2 separate regions of the Homo sapiens genome follow, and region 1 is linked to region 2. A link is an interaction called in ENCODE POLR2A ChIA-PET data of the cell type or tissue named here. Cell type or tissue: HepG2. All regions are shown on one strand. Links, peaks and the distances in the headings refer to the core of each region. The heading gives the core; the rest is flanking DNA.

Region 1 (4,394 bases), core at 97-4,096, 140 kb before region 2:
GGCAGAGGGCTTTGTTTTCAGAAGGTCAGGCATTTGGAAAGAGAACAGTAGATGCACATTATCTCTTGATCTACCTCCTTACATAATTATTTGTCTTTTTATACAATATCTAGTCTCCCAACTAGCTTGACTTATGTATTGAACCCCCAGGCCAATGCTCTGGAGAGCAGAGAGCTCAGTTGAGGTCTGTCAAGAGTCCACTGCAGCTGCTTCACATTTAAACGGCACGTGTAAGTGTATGGTAATTCATCCTCAGAATATCCACCATTACTTATCCTATGGTAAAGTAATCCCAGGTAGTAAGTTATCCATGTGTTAAAAGGGTAGAACTGTGCTGTCGAATATGGTAGCCATTAGCCATGTGTGGTTATTTTAATTGAAATTAAGAACGAAATCCTGTCATTTGCAGCAACATGGATGGAACAGGAAGTCATTATGTTAAGTGAAATAAGCCAGGCACAGAAAGACAAATATTGCATTTTCTTACTCACATGTGGGAGCTAAAAAAGTGGATCTCATGGAGGTAGAGAGTAGAATGAGGTGATCAGAGGTTGGGAAGGATAGAGAGGAGTGGGGATGAAGTACGGTTGGTTAACTGGTACAAATATACAGTTAGATAGAGGGAAGAAGTCCCAGTGTTCCATAGCACAGCAGGGAGATGACAGTTAACAATAATTCATTGTATAATTTCAAAGTTCCCAACACAAAGAAAAGATAAATGTTTAGGCCAGGCACGGTGGCTCACGCCTGTAATCATAACACTTTGGGAGGCCGAGGCAAGTGGATTGTTTGAGGCCAGGAGTTCAAGGCCAGCCTGGGCAACATGGCAAAACCCCGTCTCTACTAAAAATACAAAAATTAGTTGGGCATTGTGGTGCATGCCTGTAGTCCCAGCTACTTGGGAGGTGGAGGCATGAGAATCGCTTGAACCTGGCAGGCAGAGGTTGCAGTAAGCTGAGATGGCACCACTGCACTCCAGCCTGGGTGACAGAGTGAGACTCTGTCTAAAAAGAATAAAAAATAAATGTTTGATGTGATGGATATCCCAGTTACCCTGATTTGATCATTATATATTGTATACATGTATCCAAATATCACATGTACCCCCAAATATGTACAACTATCAGTTAAAAATTAATAAATAAATGAGAAAAATACATGAGAAATTAATTTTCTCAGTTCCTCATTTCAAGCACTCAACGGCCACAGGTGGCTGGTGGCTACTGAAATGAACAGCGCAGACACAGAACGACCTAACATTTCCATCCTGGCAGAAAACCCTCTTAAATGGCATCGGTGATTCACCCAAAGTTCCATGGCCTTTTACAGGCTGGCATGAAACCAGAACTGGAATTCTGGGCCGAGGCCCTCTGAGCAGACTGCCTCGGGAGGGGAGGTGCTCCCGGGCAACTGAGACTCTGCACCTGAACGGCCCGCAGTCAAAGGAGGGTGGGAGGGACATGATGGTGTAGGCCACCGGCAGGAGGCTGAGGAAGAGCACCAGCAGCAGGAGGCCCATGTAGAAGTTGTTGGATCGGGAGGCTTTGAACACGCGTTCATGGGGTACGTTGCTGCTCATCACCGCCCAGCACTGGAAGTACATGGAGGTCAGCAGGCGCAGCACATTAATGCCCACCAGGCCTGGAGCATAGAAGGAGCCCATCCTGGAATGGCAGAAACCAAACACCTGGTTGGCTGGACAGCAGGGAAGGCGAGGGAAGGGTGATAGAAGGAAATGGGACGGATGGGTTAGGGGCATGAGGCCGAGCTGCTTTCCTGGCAAGTCCCCAGGTAAGGGGCCTCCCATTTAACCAGAATATCGATCATCAAGCCAGAACCATGCAGTCCTCAGGAGAGGGAGGCACTCCGAGCATTCCTGGCTTAAGCTCTGGCCAAGATTTTACCACTGACTCGCCCCCAGGCATCTAGCAAATTATACGGTCTCCTGCCTGTTTCTCCTCGGTTTCCATAAAACAGCATTGCTGCTCAGAAGAGTATTTGAAGTCCTTCAATTGAGAGAATTGGACAGTGGCTTGCAGCGAGCCCTTGGCACCTTGAAAGTCTTTGGCTGAAGTTATGTACCTCCTTGAACTCCCTTTTCAGAAGAGGGAGTTCCATAGTTCATTTACCTTCCACCTTCTCTTCCTTCTTTTCTCCCTCCCTCCTTCTTTATTTTCCTTTCCTCCTCTTTTCCTCCTCTTCTTTACTCCTTCCTTTTCCCTTTCCTTTGTCTTTCTTCCTTCTTCCCTTTTTCTTCCCTCTTCTCCTTCTCTCCTGCCTTCCTTCCTTTTCCTTTTCTCCTCCACCAACCCCTCTCCCTTTCTCTCTACTTCTATGGTAGCACATGGGTGGGCCAGAAACTGTCCTGCTTCTCATCTAGTCCCGCTCTTGATTTTTCATGTGAAAGAGGGGAGTTCAGAGAGGCAAGAGGACTTATCTAGCCTCTTCCAACTAGTTAAGTTGCAAAGTCTGGGATTCCAGTTTTTTGACTCCTTGGATGAGGCGATCACCAGATGAAATGGATAACTCACCAGATCATTCCTTGGTTGAAGATCAAACCCAGCACATTTCCACTAATATCAAACTCAGCATATGAAGGCTAGAGAGGGAGGGAGGGAGCGAGAGAGAGAGAGAAAAAAAAAAGCACGTTTGGTGAATTCAGCCAAACCCTACTACCAACCAACTGGCCAAGCCAAGGCCATTCCATCCCAAAGAGCCTGCTCTGGTAACTAGAGAAGAACCTTAGATTTAGCATTCTATTTCTTTAATATGTTTTCAACTTTTAAACAAAAAATTTGACATTCTCAAAGCTGAAACTTTAAAAATGCCTATTTCAGTAAACAAAAAAATGACAGTTTCTATCTTTCAGGCCTTGCAGGCTGACAGCGTGTTCTTGGGAAGACCCTCGCCTCTAACAGAACATTTTATCAACGTTTTAATCAGAAACATACCCTGAAATTATAATCAAGGAGAAATCTAATAAATAATGAAATGCAAATAATTAAATGAGGAGTCAAAAGAAAAGAAAGCTTAAAAACAAACAAAAACCAAATCATCCTTCCAACTCTTCTTTCTCCTTCTCTTCTTCCTCCAGTCTGAGAGCAGTTCACGGAAAGGAAAGCACCCAGCTTGGTTCATATTTTCAGCCTACCTCATTTGCAGTTTTCGTGATTTGTCCGAATATTTGAAAGAACATAAAATCTGTGAGCACTGAGGATATGAGGGTCCTCATGAAGCATGCTAAAGCCCACATCCCAATTTGTCTTCCAGAAATGGAGATAAAGGGAAATGAGAACACAAGAAGGAGAGATGAGAAGTTAGGAAAGAGACAAAGGAAGGGCCAGCATGCATGGATGGAAGAAGGAAACATGCATACATTAAGTCCACGGGGTGAAGTCTTGGATGTTTATTTATTGAGACGGAGTCTCGCTCTGTTGCCCAGGCTGGAGTGCAGTGGCACAATCTCAGCTCACTGCAACCTCTGCCTCCTGGTTCAAGTGATTCTCCTGCCTCAGCCTCCCAAGTAGCTGGGATTACAGGTGTGCAGCACCATGCCCAGCTAATTCTTGTATTTTTAGTAGAGATGGAGTTTCACCATGCTGGCCAGGATGGTCTTGAATTCCTGACCTCAAGTGATCCACCCACCTCAGCCTCCCAAAGTGCTGGGACTACAATGTGAGCCACCGCACCCCCACCCAGAATTTAAATTTTAATATTTTAAAATGTTAAAAAAAACACATATCTACTGGGTTTCATGTCCTACTTAGACAAATCTTCCTCACTCCAAGATTCTAAGTTTGTACATGCTTTCTTTTAGAAATTTATATTTTCATTTTTTTGATGTTTAAGACTTTGATGTGCCTAAAATTAATCTAGATGAAATGAATGAGGGATATAATCCCCCACATTTTTATATAATTTATATATATTTTAATATAATCCTTTCCCCCCAGTGTGTTTGAAAGTCTCCCTTTATCATAAACTAAAGGCCCATGTAGATAGTATCTATTTCTGGACTTTCTATTCTGTTCCATTGACATGTTGGTCTATTTTCTAGTACCAGTTTTAGTTATTATAGCTTTATCATATGTTTTAGTATTATGGTAAGTCTAGTTCCTTTTATTCATCTTTTTATTTTTTCTTTATATACTTTTTGAGACAGGGCCTCACTATGTCGCCTAGGCAGGAATGCAGTGGTGTGATCAAGGGATCAAGGGATCCTCCTGCCTTAGCCTCCTGAGTAGCTGGGATTACAGGCATGCACCAGCACACCCAGCTAATTTTTTATTTTTTGTAGAGATGGGGTCTTGCTAAATTGCCCAGGCTGATCTTGAACTCCTGGACTCAAGCAATTCTCCTAATTTGGCCTCCCAAAGTGCTAGGATTACAGGTGT
Region 2 (4,363 bases), core at 364-4,363:
CCCAAGGCCGAGTCCAGCTTCCCCAGCTCGGCCCACTCTCAGGTAGAGCAGTTGCTCAGCAGCGCCCTTACTGCTGCCAGCCATCAGTTCTTACCTCTTCCCTGCTTTCCAATTCCTTTGGGAACTAGAAAGCGATTTTTTGGCTGGCAGAAAGAGAGCTGAGTTTTGTAAATTTTAATGCTACTTAAAATCGTTTTTGTCTTAGCTTCCTCTCTTCTGTGTCTGTTCTAGTAACCTGTAACCTAGGTTAAAGAAGAAGGGCCTGTACCTTCTCCTAAGTCACGGCCACTAAAAGTGGCTTGTCTTTTTTTTTTTAATGGAGACAAGGTTTTACTATGTTACCCAGGTGGTCTTAAGCTCCTGGGCTCAAGCAATTCTCCCACCTTGGCCTTCTAAAGTGTTAGGATTACAGGCATGAGCCACTGCATCTGGTCACCTGTCTTGAGAGAAAGGCTCAACCTGTAAAAATCTTTGAGTAAATAAATTGTGCAGTATTGGAGGTACACTTGACATAGCTAGTAAGAATATGAAAACATTTCCAATCAGATTTTCTGCTGAATATATTGACAAAGGAATTTCATATGGGGCTGGAGATCTAGAAGAGATATTGCAGAGAATCCGAGAGGAAACTTAAGAGAATGAAAGGAAGTGTGATAAACAGCACTGAGACCAGTAAAAATCTGGGAAGTCAGAAGTATTGCAGTTGTCCAGGCAAAATTTATAACAAGCTATGGCAACAGCAGAGTGGACTGAAAGAGAAGATAGACTTCATAGGGTTTGTCTCCAAAGCACTTGGTGATTGCCTGAATGTAGAAGACAGGCAAGAATGTAAAAGAGGACTCTCACAAACACAGCTTTCGAACAGTAGACACATTTGCAAAAGAGAAAAAGTTCTCACCACTCCAGGAATCCAAGCAGAAAGTCAACACCCCTCTTATCTGTGTTTACCATAAGAATAGTTTCTTCTCTAGAGGGTAAGTCAAACTGGGTGTCCTCTTTTTCCCATCTGCGTCCAGGATTGTGCCTTTCTATGTGGTAGAGTACGTCTGTGTGTGTATGTGAAATTGTGCCAATTATCAACTTATTGTTTGAGCTTCAAATTCTTGTGTTGCCTGGTCTGTGAAAATGGATCTGGGCCCTTTACGTGTTTCCTTTGCCAGCTGGCATAAGGTTTATCAGTAGAGGGCACCAGAGCAACACTGCAGGGAGAAGGGTCCTCTTTCTTGGGTCAGGTGGCTCTTTCACCAGGTCCTGGAGAGTACCTGTTTTTTTTCTTTTCTATTTTTTTTTTTTTTAAGATAGAGTTTTGCTCTTGTTGCCCAGGCTGGAGTGCAATGGCGTGATCTTGGCTCACTGCAACCTCTGTGAGAGTACCCATTTTTACTCTACTCCATGGCCAGTGAAGTTTTCTCCCGTGCTAAATGCCTGCAGGACACAGCTTTTTCTACCAATTGGCCACCATAGGAGTATGTTTTGTCCAGCTCTCCACTCAGGCACTGGTGGCTCAGTTGGGAGCCTAAACAGCACAGGCCTGTGCCCCAGCCCAGGCCACTGCCATACCCTCTCTGCAGCCTCACTGGTACAAATGCTGGGGGCCCCACGGGACTGGCCGTCTAGCAAGCAGACCACCTGACCTCCTCCTGTGCGGAGGCTTGAGCCTCCCCAGCCCACACTGACCCTCTCCCCAGCTCTAGTGCATGCACACTAGGGCCCCAGTAGCCACTGTTGGGTCTCCCAGCCCAAGCTGTGCACAGAAGAGTACTAGGTTCTTGCAGCTCTCCAGCCTCCATTTCCAGCAGTGCCCACAGCAGCGCCTTGGCCGCCTCCGCTCATCCGCCCATTAACCTTGGCTCCTGTTGTTTCCTTAGGCCTTCCCCACACAGACACCATGTGATCCAGGCCTTGTGTCAACATCAACACCCCAGCTCTCTCTGTATTCCCAATTCCCTCTGTGTACTATTTGCCAGCTTTGGCTTGCTTGTGCCCCAGAGGGTTATTTCTGCTTGCTTAGTGACTGTGGACCAACTCTGGCCTGCACAACCTTCCCCCTCAAACTTTTCTGCTATCCAGTAGGCTGCAACCACAACTCCAAGAAGGACTGAACCCTAGCCTTGGGGAGGGAACCCTCCTTCCAAGTTTATCCTTGGGTAATCCCCCTCAGCTGTAGGATTTTCTTTTTGTATTTACATTTATCTTTGGAAAATAATTTTTTTGGGGGGTGGGGATCGAGTCTTGCTTTGTTGCCCAGGCTGGAGTGCAATGGCACGATCTCAGCTCACGGCAACATCCACCTCCCTGGTTCAAGCATTTCTCCCTGCCTCAGCCTCCTGAGTAGCTGGGATTATAGGCACCCGCCACCACAGCCGGCTAATTTTTGTATTTTTAGAGATGGGGTTTCACCATGTTGCCAGGCTGGCCTTGAACTCCTGACCTCAGGTGATCCGCCTGCCTCAGCCTCCCAAAGTGCTGGGATTAAAGGCATGAGCCACCATCCCTGGCAAAATAATTCTTTAATTTAAATTACTGTATGGTTTCTGTCTCCCTGTCGAACGTAGATTGATACAAGTGTGAAGGTATATGTGTGTGTTTTTAAAATGAGGGAAAAGACATGAATTTTGACTGCATATATTTGGTGAGCCCAGAGATAAGCCAAATAAATAATGCAAGTCAAAACTATTAATTATGAATACTCAGCTGGGGCTGTGACCCTGAATCTAGACACAGAAATCTAATGGTCTACATCAGAGGTTGGCAAACTACAGCCTAAATGCCAATCCTTGCTGATCACATGTTTTTGTGTGGCCTTGAGCCACACAAAATGTAAATGGTCTTTACATTTACATTTACACAAAATGTAAATGGTCTTTACATTTTAAATGGTCGCAAAGAATTTAAAGGATAATAATATTTTGTGACATCTATTTGTATCCATAAATAACATTTTATTGGAACCCAGCCACACTCATTTGCTAGGTATTGAGTATAGCTGCTTCCATGGTACATGGTAAAGTTGAGTAATTGCAACAGAGACCAAATGGCTCGATAGCCCTAAAATGCTCTCTGCCCTTAACAAAAAAAATATTGGAAACTAACCAGTCTTATACATATTTTAAAAAAGTTTGCCCGCCCCTGATCTAGACTGAAACTTGGGACCATTTTATCAAGTAAATACCAGATGAATTGCCTGTTTAATCCCCGGCTCTGAATTCATGACCTCTTTTCCCTTATTTGTAGATTGGCAAACTAATTGAGTTGCAAGGCATCTAGAATAGCCAAAACAACCTTGAAAAAGAAAAAGGAGGAGGATTCACACTTTTTCTGACTTCATATAGATCAAAGGAATAGAATTGGAAGTCCAGAAATAAAACCATGTGTCAATGGTCAAATGATTTTCCACTAGGGTGCCAAGATTATTCAGTGGGGGAAAGAAGAGTCTTTTTAACAAATGATGCTGAGCTAACTGTATATCTACTTAGAAAAGAATACAGTTTGACCCTACCTTATACCATATATAAAATATGAACTAAAAATATATCAAAAATCTAAATGTAAGAGCTAAAACTATAAAACTATTAGAAGAAAACAAAGGGGTAAATCTTCATAATCTTAGATTTGGCAGAAAAGATTTTTCTTATTGCACCAAAAACATGAGCAACAACAACAACAAAAAGATAAATTAGACTTCATCCAAATTAAAAAACTTTTGTACAGGATATTACCAAGAAAGTGAAAAGGCCAGGCATGGTGGCTCATGCCCGTAATCCCAGCAGTTTGGGAGGCTGAAGTGGGTGGATTGCTTGAATCCAGCTTGGGCAACGTGGTGAAACCCTGTCTCTACAAAAAAAAAAAAAAATAACAAAAATTAGCCACCGTGGTGGCATGCATCTGTAGTCCCAGCTACTCGGAAGGCTGAGGTGGGAGAATCGCTTGAGCATTGGAGGTCAGGCTGCAGTGAGCTGTGATCGCACCACTGCACTGCAGCCTGGGTGATGGGGTGAGACTCTGTCTCAAAAAAAAAAAAAAAAAAAAAAACTCACAGAATGGGAGAAAACCTGTATAAATCATATATCTGACAAGGAACTTGTATCTGTAATGTAGAAAGAATTCTTACAACTCAATAATAAAAGTCAAATGGTCCAATTAAAAAATGAGAAAAGGATCTGAATGGGCATTTCTCCAAGGATGATATATAAATGGCCAACAAGCACATGAAAAGATGTTCAACATCATTAGTCATGAGGGAAATGCAAATCAAAACCACGATGAAATTGATAGCACTTCACATTAAGATGGCTTGAATCAAAAAGTCAGATAATAACAAATATGGGTGAAGATGTGGAGAAATCAGAACCCTCATACGCCA

Evidence for each region. ChIA-PET counts read pairs that join two places held together with the same protein. Peaks named below come from ENCODE experiments on the same cell type or tissue, not always from the same donor. Only the 100,000 strongest peaks of a DNase experiment are listed, where the experiment ranks them.
Region 1: POLR2A ChIA-PET joins it to region 2 with 5 read pairs; 3 of 35 experiments call an interaction of 5 or more read pairs at or near these places.

Annotation. Positions count from the first base shown.
Region 1 is chr20:2,614,342-2,618,735 of GRCh38, reverse strand. It overlaps TMC2 (transmembrane channel like 2), which reads right to left. Exons shown (of 20, transcript NM_080751.3): 15 at 2,532-2,599; 16 at 1,425-1,664. LOC105372505 (a long non-coding RNA gene) reads left to right here. Exons shown (of 5, transcript XR_007067502.1): 4 at 151-230. Among named protein-coding and RNA genes, the nearest start is that of NOP56, 36 kb to the left of the region's middle. In HepG2, for the core only: no CTCF peak of the experiment used is centred there; no DNase peak of the experiment used is centred there; H3K27me3 peaks cover 1,270 bases.
Region 2 is chr20:2,473,718-2,478,080 of GRCh38, reverse strand. No RefSeq gene overlaps it. Among named protein-coding and RNA genes, the nearest start is that of SNRPB, 5.1 kb to the right of the region's middle. In HepG2, for the core only: a CTCF peak has its summit at 1,185 (motif pointing right); DNase peaks (open chromatin) are centred at 1,190 and 1,920.